Regions from separate parts of the Homo sapiens genome. Here region 2 is linked to region 1. A link is a loop called in an ENCODE intact Hi-C map of the cell type or tissue named here. Cell type or tissue: endothelial cell of umbilical vein. All regions are shown on one strand.

What was found. A loop is a pair of places that touch in the nucleus more often than their neighbours do. Peaks named below come from ENCODE experiments on the same cell type or tissue, not always from the same donor. Only the 100,000 strongest peaks of a DNase experiment are listed, where the experiment ranks them.
Region 2: a loop joins it to region 1, with 2.4 times the contacts of the local background. A loop is called at or near these places in 2 of 110 quality-filtered maps.

What each region holds. Positions count from the first base shown.
Region 1 is chr5:65,194,671-65,202,670 of GRCh38, forward strand. ADAMTS6 (ADAM metallopeptidase with thrombospondin type 1 motif 6) reads right to left here. Exons shown (of 25, transcript NM_197941.4): 21 at 2,352-2,481. Among named protein-coding and RNA genes, the nearest start is that of ADAMTS6, 280 kb to the right of the region's middle. In endothelial cell of umbilical vein, no CTCF peak of the experiment used is centred here; DNase peaks (open chromatin) are centred at 4,261 and 5,521; H3K27ac peaks cover 3,868 bases.
Region 2 is chr5:65,258,889-65,266,888 of GRCh38, forward strand. It overlaps ADAMTS6 (ADAM metallopeptidase with thrombospondin type 1 motif 6), which reads right to left. Exons shown (of 25, transcript NM_197941.4): 13 at 3,929-4,074; 14 at 1,712-1,775. Among named protein-coding and RNA genes, the nearest start is that of ADAMTS6, 220 kb to the right of the region's middle. In endothelial cell of umbilical vein, no CTCF peak of the experiment used is centred here; DNase peaks (open chromatin) are centred at 3,483 and 3,863; H3K27ac peaks cover 1,644 bases.

The DNA.
Region 1 (8,000 bases):
AATAATGAGTAATATTTTAAGTATCTACATTTAGGTCTTTAAAAAAAACCCATCAGACTAAACTTTCTATTTTTCCCATATTCTCTGTATCTTTTCTTTTGAATTCCATTCCCCATCTCCAAACTTAAGTAAGTAACTTCACTTCAGAACTACATAAGGAGATAGAAAGCTTAATTTTAATAGTGTACATCAATATGTCAATTATCCTTAAACTGTTAAAAAACAAAAACAAACCTCCAATGTAATACTCAAACACACAACTTATGGGATGAAATGACCAACAACTGAAATCTTTAAGGACACTGGACATTTAAACTTTTAAGCTTAAACAAATGAAAAAGCTTAGGCCAAAATGGAATAGGGTGTGACCAGGCTCACTCAGATGCCTTCACAGGCTGATCAAATGCCAAATATACTACTTAAGATCCTGAATGTCAGAGAATTAACGTAATAGACTGAGACTCACAATGACATGAAAATATGCTGAAGTTACTGGAAACATAGAAAGGGACAAAATTGGCCCATGGATTTTGAGCATCGCATTGCTCTACAGTTTCTCAGTTTCTCTTGAGATAAATTTATAAAAATAATTGGCAGAAAAGAGGAATGTGAAAAAAATTTAATAACTTGTCTTTGTAACACATATGATAGGTCACATTTTGATACTTTCCCATGTCTGGATTTTAAGAGATTAGTTATATGGTGATAACATTTTGAAAAGAACTCAATGTAAAATTGCAAAAGTCTTAGAACAAAAACTATCACTCTAGATTCCTTGTGCTTCTTATTTGGTTGCCAATACCCTACACCTCTTCAAGGGACTAGTAGTGAGTATCACCTTTAAGATTCAAATGTTCAGGCAGACACTGACTTTAAATAATGGAAGTTCAAAAGGCATTATTGCTTTGGAACAAGAAATGCACCTTGAACAAGAAATGCACCTTGGTTTAAACGTTATTTGGGACATGGATTATTTATGTATTTTAACTTCCATGTTTATGTAGCTCCACTCTAGTCATTTTTAGAGAAGCTTCATTATAAAGTTTTTCTCTCCAGTTGTAGAGAGTTTGGAACATACAAATTCATTTGCTTATTCTCTTTTGCCTTATCAGTTTCATGTTGGGATGATTAATTAACCAGGAAGATAACAGTTCATCCAATTTCTCAAACAAGAATGAAATGCCAATCACACATGTTTTCTCTTGCAGTTTTCAATCAGGCAAAATCTCTACAAAGATTACTTTTGTCGTGATCAACTCAACATCACATAATCATCTTGAGCCTTTTGCTCAATCAAGAAACATTTCTGTTCTTACAGATTATAATGTGTGGCTCATTGAGAGCAGGTCTCATTTAAAACCATCATTAAAATGAATGGGCTCTCTCCTTGTTAATCCCTTTACAGTGAGTTGTATTGCTGCATTAATCAACAGAAAGAGACTGAAGTATACCTCTATGCCTGTACCCAACACTCAGAATATAGGATGCCTTACAACAACAGAACTTTAAACTGGGTCAGCAAATTAAAGCCCTGATATTCTATTCCAGAGTATTTCTAAACCATTTTAAAAGTCTTTAGGTCTTGGCTGGGCACGGTGGCTCATGCCTGTAATCCCAGCACTTTGGGAGGCCGAGGCGGGCGGATCACGAGGTGATCCTGGCTAACACAGTGAAACCCCGTCTCTACTAAAAATACAAAAAATTTAGCCGGGTGTGGTGGTGGGCGCCTGTAGTCCCAGGTACTTGGGAGGCTGAGGCAGGAGAATGGCATGAACCCTGGAGGCAGAGCTTGCAGTAAGCCGAGATCGCGCCACTGCACTCCAGCCTGGGCGACAGAGCGAGACTCCGTCTCAAAAAAAAAAAAAAAAAAAAAAAAAAAAAAGAGGTCTTTAGATCTTTAGGACAAATATGTAGAAAAGACAGGAGTGTAAATAAATCACTATATTTTATTACATCTAAGACTTTTTTTTTATGTGCCATTAAGAGAGGGGAAAAATGTCAATTATTATAGTAAGACACCATTAGCTGCAAGTTGAATCCTAATTTCAGAGATGCTAAAATGTGAAAAGATGTGTGCTTTAGAATTGATGAAATATGATCATTTCCAGCATTGTGTCAGAACAAAATTCATTGAAGTTCCTGCTTTAAAGAAGTTAATGACTGAAATCTATGGATAAATAGGAATCTTTGCTCACTAAAAGAGACATCAAAATTCCTCCCTCTCAGGATGTTTTCTACCTTTTTTCAGCCTAATTTATTCTCATCATATAAATATATTTCCAAACATGAATACATAATGTTTTTCTCTTTGCACCTGAAGAAAATAATTCTCATTTCTTTCCCTTACTTACTCAGGTGGGCAGGGCTCAGTGTTGCAGGCTCTTTGATTTTCAGGTGGCTTACTGTCAGGATCACAGTAATTGTTCTGGACAATGGAGTTGTCATCCAACCTTTTACAGACCACCTCCTGTCTTTGGACACCTTGAGAAAAGGAGGACATCATTAATTGAAGAGAAGTTTACCTTCCATTAAGTTAGGTATGCATAGCTTTCCTCTGTGGGGAATTGACCTCACTGGATCGCTGCCGTCTTATCTGTTCCACATTGGACTGCTTCTCTAAAATGGAGAGAAGACCTGGTCATTATACTGAAATTTTAGGCAAAGTTATTTTTCTCATATTTAGAAACGTAACTATTTCAAGTCCAGAAAAGAAACTATTGGTAATCTTAAACAATTTTATTCACATTTGTAAATTCTTCTTCGTGCTTCCCTTAACAAACAAACAAAACAACAGATTACAATTTCCCAAAATAATATTATCAAATAAAATGTACAAATATGCATTTCAATGCAAAACAATGATTGTATATTTATTTAAAAATAGAACAATAGGGACAAATTTACTTTTTGATATTTTGTAGAACAAATCCCATCTATTTAGTTTTTGTTAGGAATACATCACATCCACACATTTCATTTTTTCTTCCGTTTATATATTTATCTCTCTAAAAGCCCATTCATTGTTTAGAAATTAGAGATTGCAGTGGGCCTCTTTTGGACTGTAACCAACTAGTCTGTTTATTCGAACAGAGTTGACCCCTGTTGATTATACCACTGTCAAATACATACATACACAGTTCATTCAAATATTAATTTATCTCATTTTAAAAAATTAGTCTATGTGATATGTTTACCACAGCTAAAAATATTCTCATACAGTTTATAAAATATTAAATATATGTCAATTATTGGCAAAGATATTCACCATAACTTGCTCACATTTCACAAAATATAAAGACACACACAAACACACACTCGTATTTGTAAATGTTCCTGATGAACAGATTTTATGTATACTCATTTTCTCTTTAGTGTCAAGGAAACAAAAGAAGCAGACAGGTATATCAAGATATCAAAGAGAAACACGTCAAACTACAAGACAATGCTAAATGTTTCAGATCATATAGCGGTAACAGGTTACTCCTGGCAATAGAAATAAAAGCACACACTAAGCTATTCCCCCACTCACCCACCCCATCTCTATAAACAGGTAGGCTAAATTACCCAGAAAGAGTTGTAAAAGCAGCATTAGCAGTATCCAGGAAACCACAGCTTCACACCTAGCTAATCCCACACAATCCTTCAGTTGTTTTTCTTTTTTTTTTCCCAGTTGTTTCAAGTAATAATGCCCTAAAAAAACAGTGTGATCACAAATTAGGGAAATATATGTGAAACAGGATCATTCAGTGAAAGAAACTGTCACCTAAAGAGCTACACACCAAATGCTTCCCCCAAGTTCCCCTAAATCATAGAAATTCTGCAGGTGGGAGTGCCTCCGTTATCATGTTATGCACACCTACCTTTAACTAAGCCCTTTAAATTTAAAGACTGACAGGGCAAACTATTAAATCCACCAAGCTCATGACACTTAAATCCTGTAGCTTCCATGACAGTGGTGAGCAGTTAGTCTTTTTTATTGCTTGCACTGACCCAGGGCTCTTGCTGATCACCTTCTGCAACCATTTTTTATGTTTTCCTAAACTTAGGGGTCTTAAACATAGTCAAACAACTTACTGGCAAAATGTCCTAGAGTATGTATTGTATTCCTTCCCTCCCAACCCCTAAAATAAGCCAAACAATGAAGTTTATGTGACGACAACAGTTTGGAATTTTTTAACTATTAAACTTTAGAATTTTTGAGGGAAGAATGATTCACATCAGGCATAGTTGTGATCCATTCACAGATGTTCCATGATATTCATCGGATATCTCCCCATTGTGTCATTCCAGTGGGCAGATAACTAGGTCCATGTGGTCCACCTAGACAGATACCTCTACCATTAGTCATAGGAGTCAACTACCAACTCCAACAGTGGCTCAGATTATCCATCCATCCTGGTTCAATATTTTGCCTCTATCAGGGACAGCAGGGGATTTTTTTTTATTGGTTAGTGTGATTATTTTTTTTTAAGTCATTCAAACATGACTATACTTGAAACAAGAACACTGGCATCCAAAACATATCTTGGTTATTTCTCAGGAAGGAATAAACATTCTCAACACTACAAAATACAACTGATCTGGTTTTGTTTCAGTGGCAGAAACATTAATTCAGTTTCCTTGACTTGTAGAAACTGAATTAAGTCAAGATAAAATTCTTCTTTCTCTAACTTAACCCTAGAAATGTTGTTTGGCTATAATTACATTTGTTTTCAAAAGTAGCCTTTATTGCAAAAGCAGGGCCTCTGCAATTTGAATCATAGATGAGATATGAGTTAGTAGAGCTGTGATTTATATTTCATTTTATGATAAATTCTAACAATGTATGTATCTTGAAAAAAATTTGGTACATAATATTTGTTATCAAAAATTTGGAAAATTACACAAAACCACAAGGAAGAAATAAAACTGACCCATAGTCCAATATTTTGTTTCAGACCCCTTTAATTTCAGGGCTATTTTGCTCTTTAGTGGGATCCAGTAATTAGTTTAAAAATTACATGTATACCCAAACTAAAACTGTCAGCTAAATGTAGTTGGCAGGTCATTCATTCATTTACTCATTCATTCATTCATTCAACAGAGATAGTTACTAAACCAAAGCATTGTGTTTATGAGATATAAACACAGTATCTCTTGGGAGATATTGGGCTAAGTGCTAAGAATTATGAATTGACTTAATTTTGATCATGCCTTCCTTCCATACTTCTTAAAAACTGGGAATCAAGAGTACTTAGGTGTTCATTTTAGCTTCATGATTTCAGAATGCTATTTTTTATGAAGTAAAAATTAAAGTCCTTGAATAGACAGCTGAAATTGCTCTATATTTTATGAAGATGCATGTTTTCCTTACATTTGTCTTTTATTAATTTTCTTCTAGAATGTTATATTAGACAGTGTGGTATTTCACACTCAAGAATTGACTATATCAGTAATCTATTCCAAATCTTCCTACAACACTGTACTATCTTCCTCCAACAGCATACAAAGCTCCTTCCAACTATTACTCCCACACTTGGCAGGTTTACAGATTTTTTTTTCTTTTTAAGTCAGTAGCAACAGGATAACTCTATAAACCAAGGCATCTAAATGAATGGATTTTTAAACACATACTTTTGAATTAAGGAAAATGCAGCTTTTAACTTTAGAAAGTAGAAAATACAGATCAACTGGAAATAATCTAAACTAAGTCCACAAGAGAAATGATTGAGTTTAGATTCTTTTTATATGATCAAGCCTCTTGTACATAACTTCTTTTAAAGTAGTCTGTAAAACATTGCTAAGATGTTGATTTTAAACCCGGTTGGGAATAATTACATCCAGTTACACGAAACCACGATGCTTTCAAATCTAAAGACTTATAGTTTATAACCAAAACATAAAATGTCCACATGACCAGTCAGTGTGTACCTAATCAAAAACAAAATTCTAGTGGCTTAGTGTCCAGATCCCCTGGAAATAAGCAGATGTTCTGCAGAATTTAATAAAAATACACTAATTGTATTTTATTCTTAAACACCTAAAGTTACTGGCATGCAAACTGTATGTATATGTTTTTTTAATGCAATCCTTCCTCCATGCTTAAAAAAAGTAATGGCTTCATATTACGAAAGTTAATTATAAGAGATGATATTGCCAATATATATTTACTTTAAACCCTCTACAAAAGGTATATTCTGTTTAGAGACTTTTAATTTGCTTATCTTTTTATTCTTTGATACTAAAGATTCAAATATGATGGTCCTTACCACAGAAATGTAACCCTCACTTTTTGTCCATAAGTTTAAATGTCAGATCCTATATTTAATTTTCTGCCAATAGTTCAAAGTTAAAGATCTATTTTCCCATCAAAGGTTCTTTTATACAATGGGAAGAAGGCATATTCCACTTGAATCACTGCTCTAGCTACATATCAAGAAATGGCTTTAATGGCATTTTTATACAGTATGTACCAAAGGAAAAGGTGCAAGAAGCCCATCAAATGGCAAATGAGTCCTGGATGGAAACCATCTGCTGTTCTTACTCTAGGGGGTGGTGATGGTTCAAGTGAGTCCCAGTCTGAGCAAAGAGTTCAGAGACCATCGCTCTTCTTCATTTCTTCCCTCCATTCCAGTCCCTCTACTCCTCTTATTAGCTGCCCAATGTTCTCATGTGTTCCTATCTTTCTCTTCTTTCAGAGAATTAAATAATTTTGTAAACTCATTTGTAACATAGTATTTGGCAATATATTGCTTTTCTCAGGGCAATTTACCATCTTAAAAGTAGAAAGAAGGCACTCAAGGTACAGAAATTACAACTTGAATTTAACTTGAAAGGGTGACATGTGTTAAACCAAGAAGGATGGGTCGGGGGTGGTTAAGGGCAGGAGAAAGACTTTCTAAGTCTTCTCAACTCTACTCATCAGTCCCATCATTTCAGTGATAGACCATGTAATGGATAAATGGGCATTCTACAACCTCCTGTGAATGAGTCAACAATAAAAAGAAAGAAATATAAATGTATTCTTGGAATTGATGGGCTAACCAACATCTAAATAATTTAACCTAGTGACATAGCACATCATATCTACCCAAGAAACAGTTTTCTGAAGAGAAGGAGGTAACATTAAAAAGTCAGAGCTTGTACTAAAAATGTGTCTGGTGGCTAAGGCAACAATTTGCTTAGCCACAGCATCCATAGTAGCTAGCAACCAAGACAACACTATATAACTACAGTATACAGAGCATATGGCCAGCAATATTAATTTAATTTAAATCTTTAATGCAGATAGCATCCAAAGAGTGACAAGTGCCAGGAAAAAAAATGTCTCTCCGCTCTGCCTTTCACTGCTGGAATCTGGCTGTTGTGCCGTGTGATTGTTGGCCAGACACAAGCATTTGCAGGGCAGAGCAAAGCCCATCTGCCTTGGATCTAACAGCTGGAACCCAGGGTACCAATCAACTCCACTCATATGGTTCCTTCTTCTGAAGAGCCTCCTGCTAGTTTTTATCTTTCAAAGGCTTCCCTTCTCTTTTCAGTGTCTTTCCTTCTGTCCTTTTCAGTGTATTTCCTTCTGTCCTAAGCAAAACTGGATGTCCTAAGTAAACAAAGGATGATCAAAAGCAAAATGTAGCTCTAAAAATATTGTATTTTTCTAGAACAACTGTGTTTAGTAATGGTAAGGTAGGGTGGAACATACGTATACTGAGCTTATCCCTGGAGAGAATTCCTATTACTCCTTAGCTATTAAGAGTAATCTTTTCCATATAAAGTATCTAAGTTTTTAACTAATTTAGTTCCTACTATGTCTAATGTATACTTTTTTAGTACTATAAGGGAGAAAGTTACTGAGTAAGACAGTCTTGACCTCAATGAGATTACACTAAAATGGGGGTGGGGTGGAACAGGGCAAGTACCATTATAATTATATTACATGATGGAAGATATCTAATAAAATAGTGCATTTTCAGGTCTAATATTTTTAGTTTATAGTTTCCCCATTTTATCTTATTACTGTCTGA
Region 2 (8,000 bases), 64 kb after region 1:
GGAATTCATGAAAGAAGTACAGGCTGAAGATATAAATTTTGGGTCAAATGGCAAATAAATGGTACAAAAGCAATGGAACCAGATAAGATCACCAAAGAAAGGAGTATTGGTAGAGCAGAGACACAGGCCACTGACTAACTCTTGGGTACTCTAACATTGAGGTCAGAGTAAAGAGTAGTAGGAGCTGGCCGGGCATGATGGCTCACACCTGTAATCCCAGCACTTTGGGAGGCCGAGGCGGGTGGATCACCTGAGGTCAGGAGTTCGAGACCAGTCTGGCCAATGTGGTGAAACCCCAGTCTCTACTAAAAAGTGTATATATATATATATATAAAATTAGCCAGGTGTGGTGGCACACACCTGTAATACAGCTACTCGGGAGGCCAAGGCAGGAGAATTGCTTGAATCCAGGAGACAGAGGTTACAGTGAGCCAAGATGGCGCCACTGCACTCCAGCCTGGCCTGGCCAACAGAACAAGGCTCTGTCTCAAACAAACAAACAAACAAACAAACAAACAAACAAAAAGAGTAGGAGCCAATGAAGGAGGAAGAGGAGTAAGCATTAATGTAAAAGAACAACTAAAATGTTGTAGTTTCCCGGAAGCCTATTGAAAGTGAAGTAGTAAGCTGAAGACTTAGAATTGACTATTAGATTTAACAGCATGGAAATCACCTGTGACTTAACAAGAGTATTTCCATAGAATGATCAAGGCAAAAACCTGATAGGAGCAATTCTAGAAAAAATAATGTGAAGAGAGGAAATGGATTCAGTAAGTACAGACAAGTCTTTTGAGAAATTTTGTTTCAATGGGAAACAAGGCAATGGGAAAATAACTAGCATGGTTTTTTGGTTTGTTTGTTTACAGATAGGAGAATGTTTGTATGTTTATGAAAAAAATTCAGAAGTGAACAATCATCTGCATATTTATAAAATCACCAAGAATTAAGACAGTAGTAGAGGTGGAAAGCATGAAAATGTTAACAGTCTAATGACATTAATTAAAAGCTGTGGTTTTTAGATAGGGGGAGGAAGAGTGATCTGGAGGAGTAATGAGATATAAACATTGTCAATCCACTTTGAGGCTCAGTCATTCAAGGGCTAAGAGAGAAAACAAAAGCCTACCCAGTTTGAAGACTATAGGAGAAGCAATATCTTCAGAGGAAGAGCTAGTTTCCATTAAAGTAAGAAGGTGAAAGGAAGGAAAATTCAGAGAAGTGAGTATTAGGGGTTTTGAATTCCTGAAAGTACAGAAGAAGTTTCAGTAGTTGGGCAGGGATACAAAACAGAACAGAGGAGGAAATATACAGCATCTTATCTATTGGATGAGGGATAATGTAGGAGTCTGGGGCTTCTTGCAGTGGCAAACATAAAATGGAATAAAGGGCATAATAAGATTAATTCTGTGGAGTCAAGAAAGATAGTGGTGTTGAAGTTGTGAGTGTGTGGGGCAGGGCAGTTCAGGGTGTGTGTGCCTCTCTTGATATCTGTTGGGGAAGAATATACTTGTTCCCAGTACTGGAGCTCCCCCTTGACCCTTATTAATGGAATTGATGGAGCTGAGGCCAGCTCCATTCATTATTAACAATTTAGAAAATTAATGTGACCTTCACACACATGTATTTCTTATCAAATAGTTTAAAATTAAAAAAATTTCCCTACTCTAGGGAAAGAGTAAGCTAATTTTTCATAACAGAGTTTGGTTTTACTTACATCTGTGTTACAGGAGCGATACCGTTTCCTTTCCCCAAGGCAATATTTTCCACCTCCTGAAGGTCTGAAAAAACATTGTGTTTAAAATGTGAATACTAATACATCTGTCCATACAAAGAGTATATATATTACTTGATGAAAACATACTAAAGTTTACTTTCAAAAAATATATCATTTGACATGTTTTAATTATTAAAGTAATCATGCTGGTGATTGTTAGCAATAATTATGGTTGTTGAACATAAAAATTAAGGCAGTTTATTATTAATTTTATTAATAGTACTATTAATTTTGTATTAATTTACTAGTAATTTATAAGATTCTTAATTGTCATGATTTACATTCTCAAGAAAATCAATTGAATCAATATATTTTCTAATTATCATAGTAAAAATCACTTATTTATAATGAAAAGCCATTTAAATCATATTCAACAAAATCCATAATCTGATGCTATATGTTCACCAACTAGGAAATGGAAAGTTTGTTTTTACTCCAGACAGGAAGCAAGGAGACATGAAATAACTCCTTGGAAATAGCTTTCATTCAAAGTGAATAATGCAAAAACAAATTTCCATCTTATTTCAAAATAGTCCATGAAGTTTAAAAATTTAAATCTAAAAATCAGATGGCTTTGCATTATATAAATACTAAATATTTTATATTTCACCAAAATTAATGAAACAGTAAGACGTCAAATATTTGACTAATATAAGTTAATCTTTAAAGGATTTAACATTAGGGAAAACCATTGCTATTATTTGGGCATACTACCATTGAGTGATAAAAACAACTAATTTCTTCTTTTAAAAGAGGTCCAGTTTTTTCCCTTAAGTATCTGGGTATATTATTTATCACAGGGTTTTTTATACTTTGATTAATTTATAGCAGCTTTCAGTTGAACTTACGTTAGTTATTCTGTAATTTTTTTAAAAAGATCAAGTCTAAATTATAATTTTGGCTCACTGGTATCAATGGGATCATTAAAGCTACATTTTGAATATATTTTGAATGCCAGTGAATGCTGACTCTAAGTAAGGAAGGGAAATGGCTCAGCTTGAACCAGCTTGAGAGAAATGGGTTGGTCAGACAAAAACAAGATAGTGGGGATGGTGGTAGCATGACTGGTTTATGAATGGGTAACAGGAAGCTCTGTTTAGCAAGAGAGGAATAATTGATAGGAAGTGGGAGAATGGAAACACAGAACTAACATAAAGCAAAACAAGCTAAAAAGAGTAAAAGAAAAGAAAAAAGACAGTTGGAGACAGGAACCAAAGAGAGGGATCCTGAGTTAAAAATGGAGAAAAACTAAAAAATAAAAATAGACCATCTTTTATTTCAGAATGAGAAAAAAAAAAGGAAAAGCCGTTATCATAACATCATTCTCCATCAAATACTAGCTGGGAAAGAAGGTCCTCAACCAGCGTTCTAGACAAAAATGGGCACTTGACATGCGGCAGCCAAAGAACAGTTTAGTCTCAGGGAGGACAAGAAAGTACAACTAGAGGAACCGTTCACCTGTAATGGGCATGGAGCACTGGTAGGAGGGAGAAGCAACAGAGCTAGCAAAGAATACTGATGGTGCTGGCCTTGTGCCAGGGGGACTCTGGCTGGAGAAAACAGTGGTGGAAGAGGTGCAGTCTGACCTGCATAAAACAGTCATGGGGAGAAAAGTGGTGGCAGCTCCGGAAGATGATTAATGGGGGCATATGAATGGAAACTATTTTAACACATGGGCAGTATTCTTTTCATTGTGATTTGTGATGCGAATCAAGGCATTTCAACCCTTGAAGTGCTCTCATTGGTCCTTTTAATACTGATGTAGCAGTAATAATTTTATGTGACATGTGAAAAGACCTTAGGTTTCCTGGGAATAATAGTAATGTAGCTAAGACCAGATCTGGATTCATCCATAATTCAGTAGTTTTTGGAGGAGGAAATCTGATTATTATTAGATTAAAAGTCTGGCTTATCTGGGACAGATACACAATACTTTCTATTTTTTACATTTTATTTTTGGTTACACAATAAGGGGAAAGGAAGAAGAAGAAAGTCTGTCTAACAAAGCTCCTCCACTTTCCTGTGCCTATGGCTTGTTCTGAAGACAAGTACTTGGCTCACTAGCGAAACGTTTTTACAGATAACATGTGAAACCACAGCTTTGAATCATTTCCAACTGTGTCTTTTTGTTGGCTCCGGCTTACTTTAGCTACTTACGCTGGACTGTCACAGTGTCTTAGGGATGAGGAGACGCCTCCCCCGCAGGTCCTGCTGCACTCTCCCCATAGTGACCAGGGACCCCAGCCCCCATCTATGCTCTGGGGCCAAGTGCCAAAAGGAACACAATCTCCCTGATAACACCACTGCAAGATTTCACAGAAAACACAGAATTAGCTTTTAGGCAGATAGAGCTATCAGGATAGAAATACATAAGGGTCAGGTACTGACCAACTATAGGCATTAGCATTCTCCCAATTGATAACAGACAGATAGTTCTCTAACTGTGTTTAGACACTGGTGAATGTGCATGTGACTTGCGAATTATCTTAGCTAGACCATGATTTATAAGCCTCTAACCTGTATTGGGAGTTCTAAAAAAAAGTCACATTGCTTCTTTTCCCTTGTTTCTATTCCTCTTGACTTTTAGTGTTTCTCATTATAGAGCTAGCTATAGACCTCAAAGTCTTTTTTAGATATTTTAGTATTTTATTTAAAATTTTTCTTTATATTTCACTATTATTAGACTCATGGAATGATAACGCAATATGGAAGGTTCCCCAGTAAGGAATTTTTATGATGGTAATTGCTCTTTCTTAAAAAAAAAAAAAAAAAAGCCGGTTGAGGCTACAATAGTAAAAGAATGTGTTGTGGCATTTCATCTACATGAGCACTGCAGACATAATAAAAGTAATGCCAAGACATTAGGGACTGGGTACAAAAAAACCCTTGTATACACTGACTAGCCATGTGTATGGCCCCCACATGAACATATGTACTGGAATTCTGCTCAGCTCTACTCTCCGTAATAAACCACACATACTGCACCTAAGTAGAAAGCCAGGAATAATTTATTGAGACACAGACATCACAAAATCAACTCATAACTCTAGCATGATAAATCTTATTTGCAGAATATGGCAAAATGAAAGTCTTTTTTAAACCAAGCATTTGTAGACTTTTGTTGATGCATTTTTCAAATTATCAAACTTTGACACACCAAAATAATGCTACTATGAAAGTCATTTGTTTATATGAATAACAATAAGGAACATGGTTATCAGCAAAGTTGAACAAATGTCATCAATGTTAGGTTGTTTAATAAAAATTCAACCTTATATTAAAATGAAAAGGGATCATGATGTGGTACTTAGAAAGTGATCAGTTTATTATACTAATTCTATCACCAAGCTTTGTTGGTTTTATCTCCAGAATATCCCTGGAATTCTTTTACTTTTCACCTTCTTCATCGCTATACTCTAGATCAAACTGGCAAATGGAGTAGCTTCTTACCTGATCATTGTGCTTCTACTTTTTTCTCCTAGAATCTATTTTCCAGAGAGCATTTAGAAAGATCTTTTAAAAACATGCTATCACATTATGCCACCTTTTTGCTTAAAAAAACTCAGTGGTTTCCTATTTCCATAACACTGATCAACAGTAGATTTAGTGATCTAGCCCCTGCCTCCTTCCTCAGCCCCATTCTCTCTCTTACACAGATTACTCCAGACACATTGGATTTCCACCTTCATACACTAATCTTGTTCCTCCTTAGAGCATCTGAATTTACTGGTCCTTCTAGTAATGCTTTGTTCCCAATTCCTTCTACTGCTGTCTTCTCATCTTTCAGTCTCAGGTCAAGTGTCATTTCAACAGAGAGATCTTTCCTTGACCATCCTCATTCTAAAATGATACCTCAATACCCTTTCCTGCTCCCAGACCATGTAACAGTGATTCTGTCCTACTGCTTTAGTTCCCTCTTACCACTTACCACTACTTTAAATTGCCCTGTTTACTTATCAAATTACTTCTTTGTAATGTAAAAGCCTCAAGAGTCACTTGTGGCTATTTAAATTTAAATTAATTGAAGAATTCAGTTCCTCAGACCCACTAGCCACAGGTAGCTAGTGGCTACTATGTTGGACAGAGCAGATGCAGAACATTTGCATCACCACAAAACGTTTTATTGGAAACAATGAATGCCTAGAATAGCACTTGGCATGTAGTGTGTATGTAACAAAAATTTATTAGATTAATTAATTGGCACATAGTATGTATGCAACAAAAATTAATTAGATTAATTAATAAGTAGTTAAATTAAGGAATTGTGTCCTATTTTGGTTATCACATGGCAGGAAGGAACTGGAGATACTGGAGGGTAAAGAAACCAAATTCATATTTGTTTCCTAGTAGATGGTACCAAATTGACAATCAATGAGCTGTGCTAGTTGTAACAGCATAACGGACTTTTTAGAGCAGTGCTGAGCAATTATTTGTCTATAAAAAATTAGGCAAGAGGAAGTTAACATTTCCTTGGCTGTAGGGAAGAATATCTGACCCTAAGTCTGATATATATTAAAACAGGATATTAAGAAAGATTATTGAGTTTTGAGCAATAAAAATTATCATGAAGAAAAAAAGATCATCTGTTCAGAATGATGAAGAAGAGGCAGCTGGCTAAACCAATAATATAGTATCAACCCTGTGATCAGGGTTACTGATAATGTATACTTGAGAAGGAGAAAATGTTCCACTTGAAAACTTACGACTTAGCTAGTTGGTCTTGAAGAACAATTTTTATAGTGATATGTTAATTGCATCAGATCTGCACCTATACAAAAGTCACAACATCTGGCCAAATAATCTCCAGTTTTGTGGTTTTCTTACTACAAGTAACTGTGTGTAAAAATATTTATGTTTGCACCCAGTTTTCCTATGCAAATAACTGAGCAGTATAGTCCTGGCCAGCAATTAACTGCTTTTTTTTTTCCCTGTCTGCAATTAATGAGAACTGACACTTTCAGAAACTTCAAATCTTAAAACATGCCTATTTTTTCAAATTGGAAACTTAGCATTATTGATTTCAAATAACATTAAAGCTTGATTTTACATTTATTTTATATAATCACAGAGTTGAATCTAAAGCTCAAAGGAACTTCAGAATTCATAAGGCCTAAGCACTTCAGTTTTTCAGATGAGGACACCAGAACCTAAAGGAATTGACTTGCCCAAGATCACATACTAGTAGAAAAGGGATTATCTGTCTAAAATACGTAAAAAAATTAGTGGTAAAAAAAAATCCATTGGAGGTGTATGATTATGTATTTGAAGACATTAAAGAATAACATGCTTTACTGGATTTTTATAACTACATAAAATACAAAATAATACTAGAGTTTTTTTTTTAAACACAGCTGTAGATACACGTTATTTCAGACCTCTTTGTATATACCTATGATTTGTAGAGAAAAAATAGTCAGGTTTTTTCATTTGTCAGGTGACAAAAGAATTGTGAGAGCTACAAGAATACTTAAAGATGTAGGTTCCAAAGTATTTATTAATATTATTACACATTTCTAGAATGCTCACAAAATGTAGGGCAGTGAGAAAAGTCACATGAACTAAAGTCATTCTTTAGGTAAATGATAAATACAATATTCACTTCGTAAAATGCTGCTCAGTGTTCATCACTAAAGTCTACACAACAGTAGTATTTCATAAATGGTTTGCTAAAAGGCCTTATACTGCATAAATTCATGCTTTGGTTATATCTATTCCATGGAGCTATATCATAATAGGTAATTTTATCAGAAAGTTAAGTAACAAACATTAATGGGTAAATAATTTGTAATATAAGTATCAGTCACCTAGCAGTTGACAAGAGTGTAGTCTCTAATTTAATACTAGTTAACAACTTAGTTAACTAGCTAACAAGTTAACAACTTTGGTCTGTGTAGGACTTTATGTTACAAACTTCAGTTCTAGCAATATCTTTGATCCAAAGCAAGTCACTTTTCTTTCTTCTCTTTTGTTTCCTTAACTATAAAATGGAAACTAATTTTAGTTCTTGATTCCAATATGGTTTAGATTAGGGAAACTTTTAAAATAGTTCAACGCATACATACCTTCAAAAAAGTTAAAAACCTACGGAACAACTTGTTTGATTTTGATCTCTGCAGAAGTGTTCGTGTTTTGTTTTCCTCCTTTGTTATTTATAAAAATGGATCTCTTTATAATTATGGCTACTTTTCTCCTTTGGTAGTAGTAAACATCAATGTAGTATATGATTTTA